3 separate regions of the Homo sapiens genome follow, and regions 1 and 2 are each linked to region 3. A link is a contact called in ENCODE Hi-C or POLR2A ChIA-PET data. All regions are on one chromosome and are shown on one strand. The core of a region is the stretch at or near the end of the contact, and the rest is flanking DNA. Distances in the headings are between cores, read along the strand shown. Region 1 has its middle 66 kb from the start of ZNF462. Region 2 has its middle 110 kb from the start of ZNF462. Region 3 holds the start of ZNF462 (zinc finger protein 462).

The links. A loop is a pair of places that touch in the nucleus more often than their neighbours do. ChIA-PET counts read pairs that join two places held with the same protein, here RNA polymerase II (POLR2A). Pooled maps may share reads with other maps.
Region 1: a loop to region 3 is called in a map of endothelial cell of umbilical vein, with 7 times the contacts of the local background. The contact joins the enhancer-like site here to the promoter of ZNF462 in region 3. A Hi-C loop is called at or near these places in 7 of 168 maps with a recorded cell type or tissue (Caco-2, MCF 10A, PC-9 and 4 more) and 4 of 50 pooled maps. POLR2A ChIA-PET finds 5 or more read pairs at or near these places in 6 of 52 experiments (A549, Caco-2, HEK293 and 3 more).
Region 2: a loop to region 3 is called in a map of psoas muscle, with 4 times the contacts of the local background. The contact joins the enhancer-like site here to the promoter of ZNF462 in region 3. A Hi-C loop is called at or near these places in 3 of 168 maps with a recorded cell type or tissue (GM12878, gastrocnemius medialis and psoas muscle), 6 of 37 single-sample maps with no recorded cell type and 7 of 50 pooled maps. POLR2A ChIA-PET finds 5 or more read pairs at or near these places in 1 of 52 experiments (HEK293T).

The regions. Positions count from the first base shown.
Region 1 is chr9:106,794,311-106,799,299 of GRCh38, reverse strand. No RefSeq gene overlaps it. Among named protein-coding and RNA genes, the nearest start is that of ZNF462, 66 kb to the left of the region's middle. Within about 2 kb of position 1,904, at least 2 of the 41 ENCODE cell types and tissues checked have a DNase peak (open chromatin) inside an H3K27ac peak, as active enhancers do.
Region 2 is chr9:106,752,477-106,757,519 of GRCh38, reverse strand. No RefSeq gene overlaps it. Among named protein-coding and RNA genes, the nearest start is that of ZNF462, 110 kb to the left of the region's middle. RefSeq lists an enhancer at 4,155-4,364. Within about 2 kb of position 1,684, at least 6 of the 41 ENCODE cell types and tissues checked have a DNase peak (open chromatin) inside an H3K27ac peak, as active enhancers do; they include gastrocnemius medialis and psoas muscle, where a contact is called at or near this core.
Region 3 is chr9:106,861,268-106,865,881 of GRCh38, reverse strand. It overlaps ZNF462 (zinc finger protein 462), which reads right to left and starts at 2,716. Exons shown (of 13, transcript NM_021224.6): 1 at 2,527-2,716.

The DNA.
Region 1 (4,989 bases), core at 655-3,154, 66 kb after region 3:
TATTTCTCATTTCACCTCTTGCTTTCTCTATTTCTGTATCTCTCCAGATCTGTTTCTCTCACTGTCCCAAAATAGCCCGCAAATTTCTTTCCATCCTCTGGTGACTGTAGCTGCAGTGAAACTGAGGTGCCAATGGAAGGAGCAACAGCTGAAAAATATGGCTTTCTTAATGGCTGTGTATATTTTCCAAAAAGAGTAGATCACTGGCATTTTAAAAGGATCATAAATATATCATTAATGAAACTGGAAGCCATCATTTCAGTAGCCAGATTAGTGTCAGGAGTTGACATTGTTCCTAGAGGAGCGAAGAACACTAAAAGAAAATTATCCAAGTTCAAATATCTCCATGATGCACAGGCATTGGGTGAATGACACTTGGGGAAACACACACATCAATATCTTTTAAGTGTAAACTGTCCTTTCTGAAACCCTTGGGCTGGTGACAACTTGACACAGAGAAGACATAACTCTGCATAGGCTATTTAACCAAGTAAAGATGATTGTCAGTTTTCTCCAGTTTTTCTTTGTTAATAGTCTATAAACACGGATGTGCCTATTAGGTGTAGCTTCCTCTCTTTATTTGAAATCACCATTAAATTGCTCTCCAAAAATATTGTAGAGCAGCCGCAGACCTCACTGAACAATAACTTTATAAGCTCTCCCTCTCTCCCTTGAGCTTTCGTCCGCTTAGCTGCCCGTCCTCAGGCTCCGAGTGTGTAATCAGGCCCAGCCTCCTGCAGAGCACCATCAGGAAAATGGCAGCTCTCACTGAGAGACAGCAGAGCCATTCACAGTCGTGGAGCTATTGAAACATTGACAGATATGACAGACATTTCCAAAGCTGTGCGAAGCATTAATTTTAATGTATGCTATGTGTCCTTACTTAGTAAATATTTATTTGACTGTGAAAGATAGGAGAGGTAATCACTGCTTTCCTTCAAATACAGTTGCTGTGTGAGCCCCAGCCCCCTTCTCTTGAGGGAGCTGAGGACTCAGTCCTGGAGTTTTGAAACAAAACATGGGAGAAGAAAAAGAGGCAAGAGACAAGACCTCTATTGTAGAGTTAAATGTTAACATTCTTCTGTGTTTTATTCAAAGTGTTTCCTTTGGTCACATGGATACAGCATAATCACATTAGCTCAGCAACTAACAAGAATCATGCTTAGCTAGAAAATAATTTCTAGGAAGTCTGGATTGGCAATAAGATTTTATCTGAAGATGGGTCAACCTAGCTGACGTTGTCTTCTATTCCAGCTTTCCTGTCTGAATCTCCTATTATGATCTTCTCAGTTAACCTCTATTGTCATTGACCATCTGATCTACATAGGGGGTCACTCTGGGGCCACCATATCTTCAGATGTAGAGCAGACAATTTAGGCAATTTCACTCTTCAAATTAAATGGTTGGAGAAGTGGGAAGGCAGTAGATTGGGTCACGACAATCATCACTGAGCACCTGCAAAGGGGTAGTTATGTTTACATGTACTATCTCAGATAATCCCAACAACTCCCTGTGAGGCAGGCAGCATTAGCACTCTTTCCAGCGTCACATAATGGCAGGATTGAGACGATTGAGATATAGACTCGGGTCTTTGAAATCCAAGGTCTGGTGCTTTGTCTGCTACTCTGCAACAGAGAGTATTGCATACATAAAATCACTTTGTAAACCTTATATCTTTATAAAAATGTTAGCTACTGCTACTGTGGACAGTGGAAAATGTGCTTGTTAGTTTTGTCTGGCTGGTTAGTCATCCAGGGCTTTTCTAATGAGGCAATGAACCCAACAGGGGTGAGAGGATGAGTTGCCAAGCCTTCACGTCGACTTTGTGTGCACTAATTAAACATCATGCCTGGATAAATGGCCCAGGATGGCAAAGTCCACAGCTTCTCACAGAAGTTTCCAGGAAGTCTCTTGGTTGCCTGAAGATGATTTGGTCATGAATGAGGTGCAACCTCAAGCCTCCTTCACTGGCTCTGTGTGACTGGGTACATTAACCTTTCATTGTATCAGTAGCAAACTGTGGTGTGAATGTCCAGTGGGCCCCCAAAATCAATTTCTCCTTGGTGAGTACTTGTTAAATGGATGTCTATTTCATTCTAATATACAAGGAGAGTGACATATATTGGATTCTAAAATATTAATTTATTATAAGTTTTTTTTTTCTTTGAACCTATGCTGTTTATCTTGGCAAGCTCTCTTAAATATCCTTTGACCTTTTCCAAAATGTCTTATTTGTTAAGTTTGCTCTCTTCAGTTTTTTGTATTCAGTGAAACTCTTTGGAATTTTCCTCAGACAAAATTTTACACTGGAGAGGGAGCCACACATAGTCAAAGTTTATGGGGAATAGATTTATGTTTGAAAACTATGCCAGATATTAGTCATGCATACTATGTTATAATATCAAGGCAGCTCTAGTCTAGTGTCTTAAAATCAGCTAGTTCCCTACCCAAAACTTTACTAAATCTGAGGGATACTCTACCTTTTCTGTCTGAAGTTCTGCATATATATATTTTTTTAATTTAAGCAGTTGTGTTGTCAGATTTTTATGGCTTTTTTACATTGAGGTAAAGGTAGGTTCTCTTGTTGAGCACCTAAAAAAAAATCACAAACAGAAAAGCAACGACTTCTTAAAAGTCCTAAATTTTCTAGTCACTCAAATAAGAATGCATTTGCTGATGGTTAATATAAAGATGGGTCAGGTCTGGTCTCCAACTAATATGACTCAGGATCTCTAAGTTCAACAGAGCAAAGACTCTTTCATTAGAGCTAAGACTCATTCTACTATATCATTAGAACAAAGACTCAACATCTGGCATAAGCAGACCATGATCTTATTTGGAGCCCAAGCTGTTTTTCTGATCCAGTACTGATGTTTGGGGGCAAGTCTTTATTTACTTGGTGCTATGATAAAGGTTTTCACATATATTATCCCACTGATGCTTAAACAAAACCCTGTAAAGTGGTACTATTTTCAATGTTTTACAAATAGGGATAATAAGCCCCTAAAAGTTTAATTAATTTGCTCAAGATTGAAGCTGGGATGTGAACCTAATGTTTCTAAATTTCAATTCTGTGCTCTTTCATTGATGATTTGTTATAACTGGCTCCTATTGTTAAGAAGACATGGTATATGGAGCAATGAGGAAACTACCAAGCCATTCTGGTTAATTATATCCATCAGTCAACTCAAAGGCATCCTTAGTCTGCAACTTCTTTTTTGTCCAACATTAAGCTTGAGAATGATGAGATATTATGGCTGTCTAATAATGGCCCTGCCCATAATTCTTTACATTCATCCAAAGCAAATGGTGAACTATTGCCCAAAATGACAATGTTTGGTCATTCATTTGCTTCAAATAACTGGCCTGGGGCCTCCTCCTACCCAGCCCAAACTAGGATTCTGGTGGAAAAAAATATTCTCTCTCTCCTGGTAGATATCTGCTTCATAAACCCTTAAGATCATCCTTAGCCCTTTAGAGACATATTCTGTGATCAAAATTTCTTATTCTAGAAGAGTCATGCAATTCATTATGGACCTGGGACACGATAAAGGGCTTAGCCTTATTTGTAGAGAAGAATCTGCCTGCTAAGACTTGAGAGGAAGAAAAAATGTAAAAGGTGGAAGGGCCTTTGAAACACTGATTTGTCATAAAATTATGGGTTTCTTGGTAAATTTGTATGCAGCTACTTCCTGAAAATGAGTATGCATTGTAAAAAATGGTCAGTTTAGTCCTCCAACATTTTGAGGCTGAACAAAGTTGAGGCATAAATTGTTTATGGTAAGAGGCTGGTTTCTGTCAAGAAAACAGTCCCAAAAATCCAAGGAGCAGTTTTTTTGTTGATGAATTCAATGCCAAAGGATGCTTCTTCTACATGAGACAATGAGGTGACTTAACCATGGCTGCATTTTGTGGAATAAAAATGTGAAAGGTGAATAGCTCTAGGACGGCTTGAAGACATTATTTTTGGAGACCATGTGACATGGATTGCACTTCATTTCAGAAGAGTGAATAGCAGGGAAAGTAATGCAACAGACCAAGAAGAAAGCTTGTTCAACTCCTCTTTTTGGAATCAATCCCGGAGTTTTCACTGCTCGCTATTCTCTGATGACTTCCAAATTTATATCTCTAGCTCGGAGCTTTGCAATGAACTCTAGACCCAGTTTCCAACTACCTGTATAACAGTCCTACTAGCATGTCTTGCATACACATACTGCTCATCTGAACAACAAAATCTATGCTGCCTCTGCTTCTCTTGTCTTTATTCTAGCTTGAGTCATTATAGGTTACAGACTCTTCCTTCTCTCTTGTTCCTTGCATTCTATCAATCATTACGATCTGCTCATCCTACCTTAGAATATTCCTCAAGTCCAATTCTTCCACTTCATTTCTCACTCATTATCACTACCTTAGATTTTTCTTGCCAAGATTATTGCAAACATTTCCCACGGATATCCCTGCCTCTGGATTTGCATCTTTCCAATTTTTCATACACTCTTCTGCCAGGATTTTCTTCCTAAAAAAATGTCATAAGGTTACTTCTCTGCTTAAAGACTTCCATTGTCGGCCGGGTGCCGTGGCCCCAGCATTTTGGGAGGCCGAAGCGAGCGGATCACGAGGTCAGGAGATCAAGACAATCCTGGCTAACACGGTGAAACCCCATCTCTACTAAAAATATAAAAAAATTAGCCAGCCGTAGTGGCAGGCGCCAGTAGTCCCAGCTACTTGGGAGGCTGAGGCAGGAGAAAGGCCTGAACCCGGGAGGCGGAGCTTGCAGTGAGCCGAGATAGCGCCACTGCACTCCAGCCTGGGAGACTGAGCAAGACTCCGTCTCAAAAAAAAAAAAAAAAAAAAAAGACTTCCATTGTTTACTCTTTGCCTGAGGGATAAAGTTCAAACTTGTTCATGTGGTTTACAAGCCCTTTCACAATCAGGACCCAGCTTATCTTTCCAATCTCATTACTTGCCCCTCCCTTCAAACACATACTC
Region 2 (5,043 bases), core at 435-2,934, 110 kb after region 3:
TCAGAGCTACAGGAATGGGGTGTTTTCCAGCCTCTGAATAGGAGATGGGCCCATAACAGAGATTTTTCCAGCCGTATTTCACAAGGACCATTTAGCCTGGCATCTAGAGCAATGGTGGGCAGAGGTGCCACTTGGTTGGCACCATATTCTTACAGCCTGGCCAGTTCCCCAGGTGCAAAAGAATGGCTTCTACCCCAAAGGCAAACCATAAATGTGATTCTTCTTTGTATAGTCTTTTCCTTCCATTCTCATTTCCTTCAATCCCAGGTTTCTGTATGAAAGAGTTAATAAGGTAGAGGATGATTCACCTGCATGGAAACTGATATGTACATTAAAAAAGGAGCTGCCATTTCCTTCCTGATCAAGTGTGATGTAGTTCCTTTGAAAGCCTCCTCTCTCACCTTGAGGAAGTTCTTACAGATCTCAGCATCCATAGATCTGTGTCCAGCACACAGTAACACTCAGAGAATAATGGATGAAGTGGATTAAAATAGAAATGAAATGAAAATTTAGAAAGAATGGAGGCGAGGGAAGGATTTTTTCCTATTTTTTCATGACCAAGTATTGAATATTATTATTTTAAGAATTAATATATTTTAAAAATCTTCACATTAAAAGATAAATGGGGCTGGGCATGGTGGCTCATGCCTGTAATCCCAGGACCTTGGGAGGCCGAGGAGGGCAGATCACTTGAGGCTAGGAGTTCGAGACCAGCCTGTCCAACATCGTGAAACCCCATCTCTACTAAAAATACAAAAAGTAGCTGGGCATCGTGGCAGGTGCCTGTAATCTCAGCTACTTGGGAGGGTAAGGCAGGAGAATTGCTTGAACTTGGGAGGTGGAGGTTGTAGTGAGCCGAGATCTCGCCACTACACTTCAGCCTGGGTGATAGAGCAAGACTTTGTCTCAAAAAAAAGAAAATTAATAAATAAAGACAAATGGTTAGTCCATAAATGGAAGGTAACAGATTAAAAGTGGTCAATGCCCGTGGACGAACATATTTACTCTGGCACACGAATTGGTGTTGAGAGAAATTTATGTTCTTCCTTCATTGTGAAATTAGTGGAGGGTATTTATCCACCTCAGCACAGATATTTGCCAGAAGTTGTCTCAAGACCTCAAGCACAACTTGTTTAGACATTTTCCAGTTGTAATTTTTTTCTAGGCTGTTAAAAATATTGACTTTGACAGCTTTAAAATGATGGCCTCAGAATTGGAATAATTTACATTCTGGAATTAAGATAATTCAAGCATTTCTGCTGGCAAGGAACAAGGGTAGGAACCAGTTATATAAATCCCAGATTTGTGGGAGACTGAACCATTAGCATAGATTCGTCGTCTGTGGATATTCAGAGCAGTCACCTTCCCATGTAAATGAATCTTTATGTCTCTTCCAGGCAGGCCCAGATTCTGAGCTATTTTCGTAACTTCTTTCGGATCAGGTGATCTGGAAGAGGGTGGGCGAAGGCGTCAGACTCAGGCCACACTCATGTTGCCGGCCTCTTGGTGTTCTGCAAGAGACACAGAAAGCCTGAGGAAAAATTCTAGCCACTGTCTGGCTGTTGTGTGTTTACCTTAGACGTTCTCTCCTTTAACTCCTGAGTCTCAGTCCCAGAGAGTCAACATAGAAGGCATTCAGAACAGCTCAGTGGTCCTGGACCTGACCCAGCTCTCTCTGCCAGATTCCAAACACACCTGCTAAACAGATTCTTTTCTCCCAGCGCTCTGCTGACATTTCAGCTGGAACCAAAGTCACTCTCTTAGTCCACAGCATTCCTCTGACTGCTAACGGGACCATTTGTCCTCTCCATTCCTTAGGAGTTTCTCTTTGACTCTGACTGGAAACACCTAAGTCAAAAGAAAACTTGGTCCAAACCCCGAGGCTATGGCTGGGAAATAATGGAGTGGTAATCATATTCAATAGGAAACAATGAAAGCAACAGCTTCCCTCAAATGGATTCGTCCTCATCCTTGGTACTAGGTACACTTGTGCTTGTCACATTTTGTCATCCTCGAGTGGCTCTGAGGTGTCATCCAGATTTCACAAGTGAAAAAAAGATTAGAAAAACTAAAGAATTTCCCCAGAGGCACCTGACTGGTGACTAGGTCAGATGGACCCCAAGCCCATGGTTTGGATATTTCAGCTGTCACCTCTAGCAAAGATGTAGATGACTATCCCTGTGGAAATCAAGAGGTGGAAGAGACACTGGAGATGACAAGGGCTTCTCCCAAATACGTATCATGTGCATGAGTGTAAGTTCAAATCAGTCACGGCATCATGGTCATTTGGAATTCTGTGATTGGAAGATATATTAAAGCCCTTCTAAATCAAATCTTTAACGCTCAAAGCCTGACACCCTTAAGCATATGGCAGATTATTAACCGGGGATGATTTTGACCCTCTGGGAACATTTGGTGATGTCTGAAGGTATTTTCAGTTGTCACAACTTGGGCCGGACGCCTGTGGGTAGTAGAGACCAGGGATGCAGCTAAAACTCCTGCAGTGCTCAGGACAGCCACACCCCACCCCATTCCCTTCAGCACAAAACAGAATTATCTGAATCAGATCATGTCAGTAGTGTTGAAGTTGAGAAACCCTGAAAAATGGAAAGGCAAGATGAGAGAAACATGGACACTGGAGATCATCTGGATCAAGCCCCTCAATGTTATTAAAAAAAGAGACCCAAAATGGTGAAGTCACTAACCCTTGGTCACATGGCAAGATTTTGGTAGAGTTGGAGTTGAACTACACTGGACATGAGCATATGAATAGCTATATTAATAAATATCTATAATAATATGAACAATCACAATTGCAATGCATTAATAGAAAAATGTAAAAAGAAAAATATTGACAGTTATTATCACCAGGGATAGTCACATTTACTCTGCATATGTAGGTACAACAAGTATGACAGGAAGATACTGCCCATATATAATTCCTGTTTAAAAAAAACTTTTTTTTTTTGAGCAACAAGAGAGGAATGAACCAGCTTAAAATCTCACAGCTCATAAGAACCTGGAATTGAACTCTTTTCTCTTAAATCAAAGGCCTTTGGGATGACCAGCAGGGCCTTGGTTCTTTCCATGACTGAAAGGGCATTAAAAAGAGAAAGTTTATACCCATATACATGAAAACCGCAGGATATTCAAACATCTTTTGTAGTATCACAGTCATCTGCATTTGATATATCTTTTGAGTCTATTGCTATGAAGGATGTTGCATTTACTCCTGCAGGCTCTGCTATTGGGTATATAAATCGCTCTAAAATTTCTGGAGGATAATTAAGCACTATGTATGAGGAGCCACCCTTTGATACAGTGATTTTACTTGTTGGAATCTGTCCTAAGAAAACAATTAGAGTTGCAGATAGATTTATGCACAGATATTATGATAATAATAATAGCTGGGATTTATCGAGCTCACACCATATGCCAGAGTCTGTTTTAAGTGCTTTCCATGCATCATCTTATTTGCTCCTCATAACACTATGAGGTAAGTATTATTCTCATCCCCATTTATACATGGGAAGCTGAGGCTTAGAGAGTCTCAGTAATTTGGCCAAGGTTACTTGGCTACTATATTATAAAGGGAATTCAAGGCCAGGCAAACTGATTCACAGGGTTTCTTCATTTTAATTGCTATACAATACCAACTGATAGCAGTAAATTACACATTTATCAGGAAACATTGGAAAGAATCTGATGTCTAACATGAGTGCACTTGGTTAGGGGAGTTATGGCCTGTTTCCTCTTTTGGTATCTTGGCCTAAAGTAAACCTGGACTATGTCTTCCTTGGGTAGAAAAGGATGGCAGATCTGCTTGGAGGCTTTGCAGATAGTTCATATTTGTGCAGTCTGTCATTTAATAGAGCTTAACTCTGGTCACAGGAAGGAGAATGCAGCAGACCGGAACTCAGACAGACCTCAGTTTGAATCCTGGCTTGGCCACATCCTAGAAGCTCAGCCTTTGATAAGGCACATTTTCTTCACCAAACCTCACTTTCCACATCATTAAAATGGGGAAGTCACATCCACCTGGTGGAGTGGCTGCATGAAACCCTTGACTTGCAGAAGTGCTCAATGACGCACAGTGGGTGCTCACTATGAGTTAGGTGACTAGAAATAGGCAGAGATGGAGCCCTGCATTGGTGACCTGAGAAGGAAGGCTTGCTGCTGTCTGAGGGAAGGGGATTCCCAGCTGTGCTTGGGGAAGAGGAAGTCAGCGAAAGCCACTTAAGAACGTTGAATTCTTGTGGACAAGTCCTGTAAACAGCTTTAGAACAATGTAAATAGGATAACTGACAAGTCCTGTGAACAGCTTTAAAACAATGTAAATAGGATAACTGACAACAAGTCCTGTGAACAGCTTTAGAAAAATGTAAATAGGATAACTGGCTGTGAAAATTAACACAAACAGGAAAAACAGACTCTGAGAAATCCAGAGACCTGAATGCCTATGGGAGAGGGCTCTTTCTTCTGTAGAAGCCCAGGCAGGGTCTTATGGCCCCCCATCTGGGTGAGCACTTGAGGTGCAGAAGCTTGGAGAAGAACGAGTAATCAAGGAGCTGCCCCAGCCTCAGATCAGACCTACTGGACCCTAACTCTGGAGAATAAAACTGGGGATGTCACTGCAGTGACTGGATGCACATTTCTTGGTCAGCCCCCAGAATAATCCCTGCTTCAGAGGTGACTCAGCTTGGGAAAGGCCAGCGTTGATGGCCCCTTATCACAAGTGTTTGACTCACAGAGTGTGACAGCTGGAGGGGGCCTTGGAGTTAAATCATCTCAGCCAGCCCCTCCATTTGAGAGACAAGAGAGACTCAGAGAGGAGAAGGGACTTGTCTGATGTCCACAGAGTTACTAAGCAGCGGTGCTAGAACCCCAGCCCATGCACTGCTGACTCAGAATCCAGAAGAGATTTTTCTTCCCCTAGCACCTTAATGCTGTTTATTTGTAATCGTTGGTGATCTATTCATTGAATTATGTGTCCTTGCTCATGCATTTAGAGAGCTTATGCACATTTTGTACACCCAAAGCATG
Region 3 (4,614 bases), core at 1,467-3,966:
CTAATATGTGAAGAGCTCCCATCAATGTGTGTGGACTAGGGTAGCACTGGGTCCTTTTTTCAAATTATCCTCACAAAATGTCTTCCTACATGATTAATAAATTCCTCCCAATTAAAAAGGTGAAGATACCTGGACATAAGGTTTTCTCAACTGACATCATGTTTTTAAAATTTGTTTCCATAGCGACATTGTTAAGAAGACATACTGATATTTCTGAAGACTTAAGAGTACTTCAGAACACAGAAAAAATTAGCCGACGGAAAGGGAAAGGGGAAACAAAGAAACTGAAAGAAGGCCTAACATACAAATGGAACGACCTGAAGAGAAATGGAGAACCTGGAGAAACTGGTGTTAGCCAGTCTTAGAGTTCCTCTGAGATCTTGCAGGATTATTCTTATTATTTTTTATATTTGCAGAAATCAACTCAAATCAGACAATAAAGTCTTGCAATGCATCAAAACATGATGATAACCAAACCCTAGAACTCAAAAAAATCTCAGCTTAGGGCCATCACCATCTTCACAAGGAGGAAATCACATTTCCTGGTGACTTTCAGGAGACCTGGAGCAGCTTAAAGTTGTGTGAAGACCTCAGTGGAACTGTTTTAAGGTTTTTGCCTTGCCTTTCCTGAAGGAGGTCAAAACCCTTCAGGTCCACTCAAAAGGAGAAAAAAAATTCCAAAAGTTTACTTTAAAATGGAAACAAACGCCTCAATAACTTGTGAAAGCACTCTTTGGTGGAGAAAAATCTGAGGAACCCTTAAAAGCCCTCATTTCCTTGCATAATGAATAGACAGTGAGGAACCACCACAAGGTTTCCCTCTGGAAAGAGAGAAGGAGTAGGCAAGCAAGCCTCCTCCTCCTCCAGCCATCACCAACAGAGCTTCAAAATGGAGACATCCATAATTTTATAAACACTTCTCATCTCAGCTTTGTCTCCTGGAAACCCGCTCTCCTCCATTTTCTGGTGGAGTTACAACATGACACGGCTTACCTGACTCAGTTCCCAGCTCTTAACCAAACTAGTCACTTCCTCCAAAAACCTGCAAGCAACCTCCAGAAACAAAACCAAAGCAAACCAAACAGCCAACACAGACACTCAGACACAGCCCCCGGGAGCCCTGGGAGAAAGCCCCAACTGGTTGGTCTTTCCCCATCCCAGACGCGTGCTTAAAAATGAAACTTTTTTTTTTCTTGGTTGGGGAGGAATATAAAAGGAACTCCAGGCAGCCTCCCTCCCTCCCTCTCTGTAGGTTAGAAGCCACAATGAAAAGAAAACGAGGGTTCCTTCAGGAATGGTGAACAGCCTGGAGAATGAACGTGAGAAGGAGCTTTGTGTTTTGGAGTCTGGACTGGAACCAAAGCAGACAGCTTGCAAATGGAGGACAGGGAGATAAAGAAAGGGAAAGAGGGGCTGCTCCAATGGGGGGCGGCTGCGGCTTCCCCTCGTGCCTGGAAGGAGGGCAGACCCCTGGGAACTGCACCAGGAGTGAGACGCCCCCCCAGGCCCCTGCCTTCCTTTCTCCCTTCCTCAGAGGAGAGCCAAGCGTGTGTAATGGCTTCTCCTCTCCAGAAACCGTTGTCCTCCTCCACCAGACGCTTCTGAACCTCCAGCCTGGAGACAGCTCCTCAGCCGCTCCTGAACCTGCGCCCCCCACCCGGCCGGTGCCCCCCGCTCCTCGCCTCTCTGTTCACCAGCAGCACCGGCACCAGCAGCTGCAGCAGCCACCCCCCGACACATCCCGACCCCGCATCCCAACTTCGGGGAGAGGGAGAGAGAGAGAGAGAGAGAGAGAGAGAGAGAGAGAGAGAGAGAGAGAGAGAGAGAGAGAGAGAGAGAGAGCCAAATACCTGAGGAAGAGGGGGGCTGCCAATCCGCACGGCTTTGCCATCGGGCGGGGGACAGGCAGACAGAAGGGGGAAAGGAAGGAGAGGGACAGAGAAAGAAAGAGGTCAACCCGCTCAGGTCGGGGCCGCTCGCACGGAGCTCTCCCTCCTCTGACCCTCGCTCGCTCCCTCTGGCTCTCGGCTCAGGTCTCCGGCCTCCCGCCCTCCGCCCCCCTCTGTCCCTACTCCTGTCCCCACACTCGGAGCATCCGTCCTAAGCCTCCAGCTCTCTTCTCACTCATCTTTCATTTTCTCTTCTCTTCATAGAACTACACGAAATTAATTAAGCCACCGCGCTCACTCCCCCCAGCAGGAGCAGCAGCCAGCAGGAAAAGCACAGCCACCTCCACTGCCACCACTACCACCTTCTCCTCCTCTTCCTCCTCCTCCTCTTCCTCCCTCGCTTCTCCTCCTCCTCTTCCTCCTCCCCCTCCTGCTCTCCCTCCTCCCCCTCCTCCTCTTCTCTCTCGCTTCTTCTCCTCTTCCAACAGCCAGTCCATGCAGGGGACTTCCTCTCCTCCCCGCTCCTCCAACCCTCCTTGGCCGAATGAATGAGCGCGTTTGTGCCTCCACCACCCCGCGCTCTCTTCCCCGGAGCACTCGGACCACCCCGAGGTGGTTGTTAATTGCAGTAACTTACAGAAGAAGCGTCCCGGCGCCGGGAGGTGCTTCGGGTTCTCCAGCCCCACCGCCTCCTTATCCTCTTTCTCTTTCTCCTCTTCCTGCTCGGGTTATTGTTGTGGAAGTTGTTTGGGAGTCTCATGTGCTTCTGCCGGGTCTCAGCAATGGAGGATCGCCATCTTCCCTGCCTTCCTCGGCTCCTCAGACTCGCTGCAGCTGCAGATGACCTGAGATATCCGTCTCTCTCCCTCTCTCTCTCTCTCCCTCCCTCCCTCTCCCTCTCACTCTCTCTCTCCCCTCTCTCTCCTCTTCTCTCTCCTCTCCTCCCTCTCCCTCGCGCGCTCTCTCTCTCTCCCTCCCTCTGTGTCTCTCTCTGAATAATGAGCAACCAGGGGGAGAGAGAAAGCAAGACAGAAAGAGAGAAGGAAGACAATCTTCTCCTGCCACACAAAACGCCGGAGCACCAGGGGGTGCGCGAAGCCTTTCTAATAACAACAACAACGTGCAGCAGAGAGGAAGGAAAAAAAGAAAGAAAGAAAGAAATGAGGAAAAAGGCTAGGGGAAAAAAGAGGAAGAATTATCCAAGAGCTCGAGAAGAGCAGAAGGAGAAGCTGGAGGAGATGCTGAGGCTGCTGCTGCTGTTCCCCCTCCCCCCTGCTGAACCCCAGAAGGAGGCAAGGTGGTTGCAAAGTTAAGGCTGGGACATTGTCTTTGTCACTCAGAGCCAGGCCAGTGAGATGCAAGAGGAGGAGGTGGCGGCGGCAGAGGAGGAGGAGGTGGTGGTGGAGGAGGGGGAGGAAGAGGAGGAGAAGGAGGCAAAGGAGAAGGAGGCAAAGGAGAAGGAGAAGGGGAAGAGGGAGATGAGATGATGAATAAAGACCTGCGGAGAAGGCGGTGCGAGGAGCGCGGCCGCCGGGCCGAGGCGTGCGCGCTCGCGTCCCGGTGGCGCCCGGCAGCCCTGGCCCGCAGAGGAAGCCCCCGGTGAGGACCCTGCCCGGCAGCTCATAGCGCTCCCAACGTCAGCCCTGCCCGAGGCGCCGAGCCCGAGCCCCAGAGGGTCCCTTACTTGCATCCATCTAGAGGCCAACCTTTGCAAAGAACATACGTGGGGAACTGGAGGTTGCAAGTATAAACCCAGATCAACCACGTGGGGCTTTTTAATCCCTTTCCAGCTTGCGGTGTGAGTATTTCCAGTGAAAAGCTCAAATTGTCCATTACTGGCACGTATTTTGAAGTCTTCTCTCCTGAAATAAAGGCTCATTGTGCGTTTTATTTCTTTCCTGATATGGAAGGTGGGGGGGTGGAGGAGGAAAAGAGCCCATCATTCCGAGCTTCGGAACCACCACTTTCTTTTCCTAACTTGTGAAATGTTTTGACTGCGCACCAAAAGAAAAAAAGAACGCCTGCTTAAATAACTTTACACCCTCCAGCCCCGCGTTGTTTGCACTTTCTGGCTGATCATCTAAAGGCTCGGAAAGTAACAATCAGCGCTCTTAATGATAAGGTGTCATGGTGTTGAAGACACGCGAGCCAAGATGAAGCTTTCACACCTTGAATTTTTATTTAGTGTAATCTCTCCCGTATCATTCTGAACTATCTCTTTTGCAAAGGAGTGGTTCCCCCCCTCCACCACCAGGTCGAAAGTCTCCTACGGTTTTAATTGGACTGGGAGCGGTGGGGGTTGGGGATGGGGGTTCTACAGTATCAAAAAAATCAATGCAGCAAGTCAGGAGCAATTGAAGTTCAAGGGCATGGGCTGATTGTACCATTTCTATTTCTTGGATCTTGGAGTTGGACATCAACAGCCTCAGGAGAGAGAAACGCGCAGCGCGCGGGGCAGAAAGAGACCTTAATTAAAGTTTCTTTTGTCCGCGTCTGAATTGGGGATGTTGCTGGATTCCTTTGCATTGAGGAGCGCGCATCCGGTGAAGGCGCGGTGTTAAGGATCCTGGGCAAGTCTGTCCTCTTTAAATACTCGCCCTTTCTCCTCCCTCCCCCCAAGCAACAGTCCGAGAAGATATATACCTATAAATCCATACAATAAAGGAAGAGGAGGAGACGCGCGCGGAGTTGGTTCCCATCCGATAGCGGGGCTTCATAAACAGAT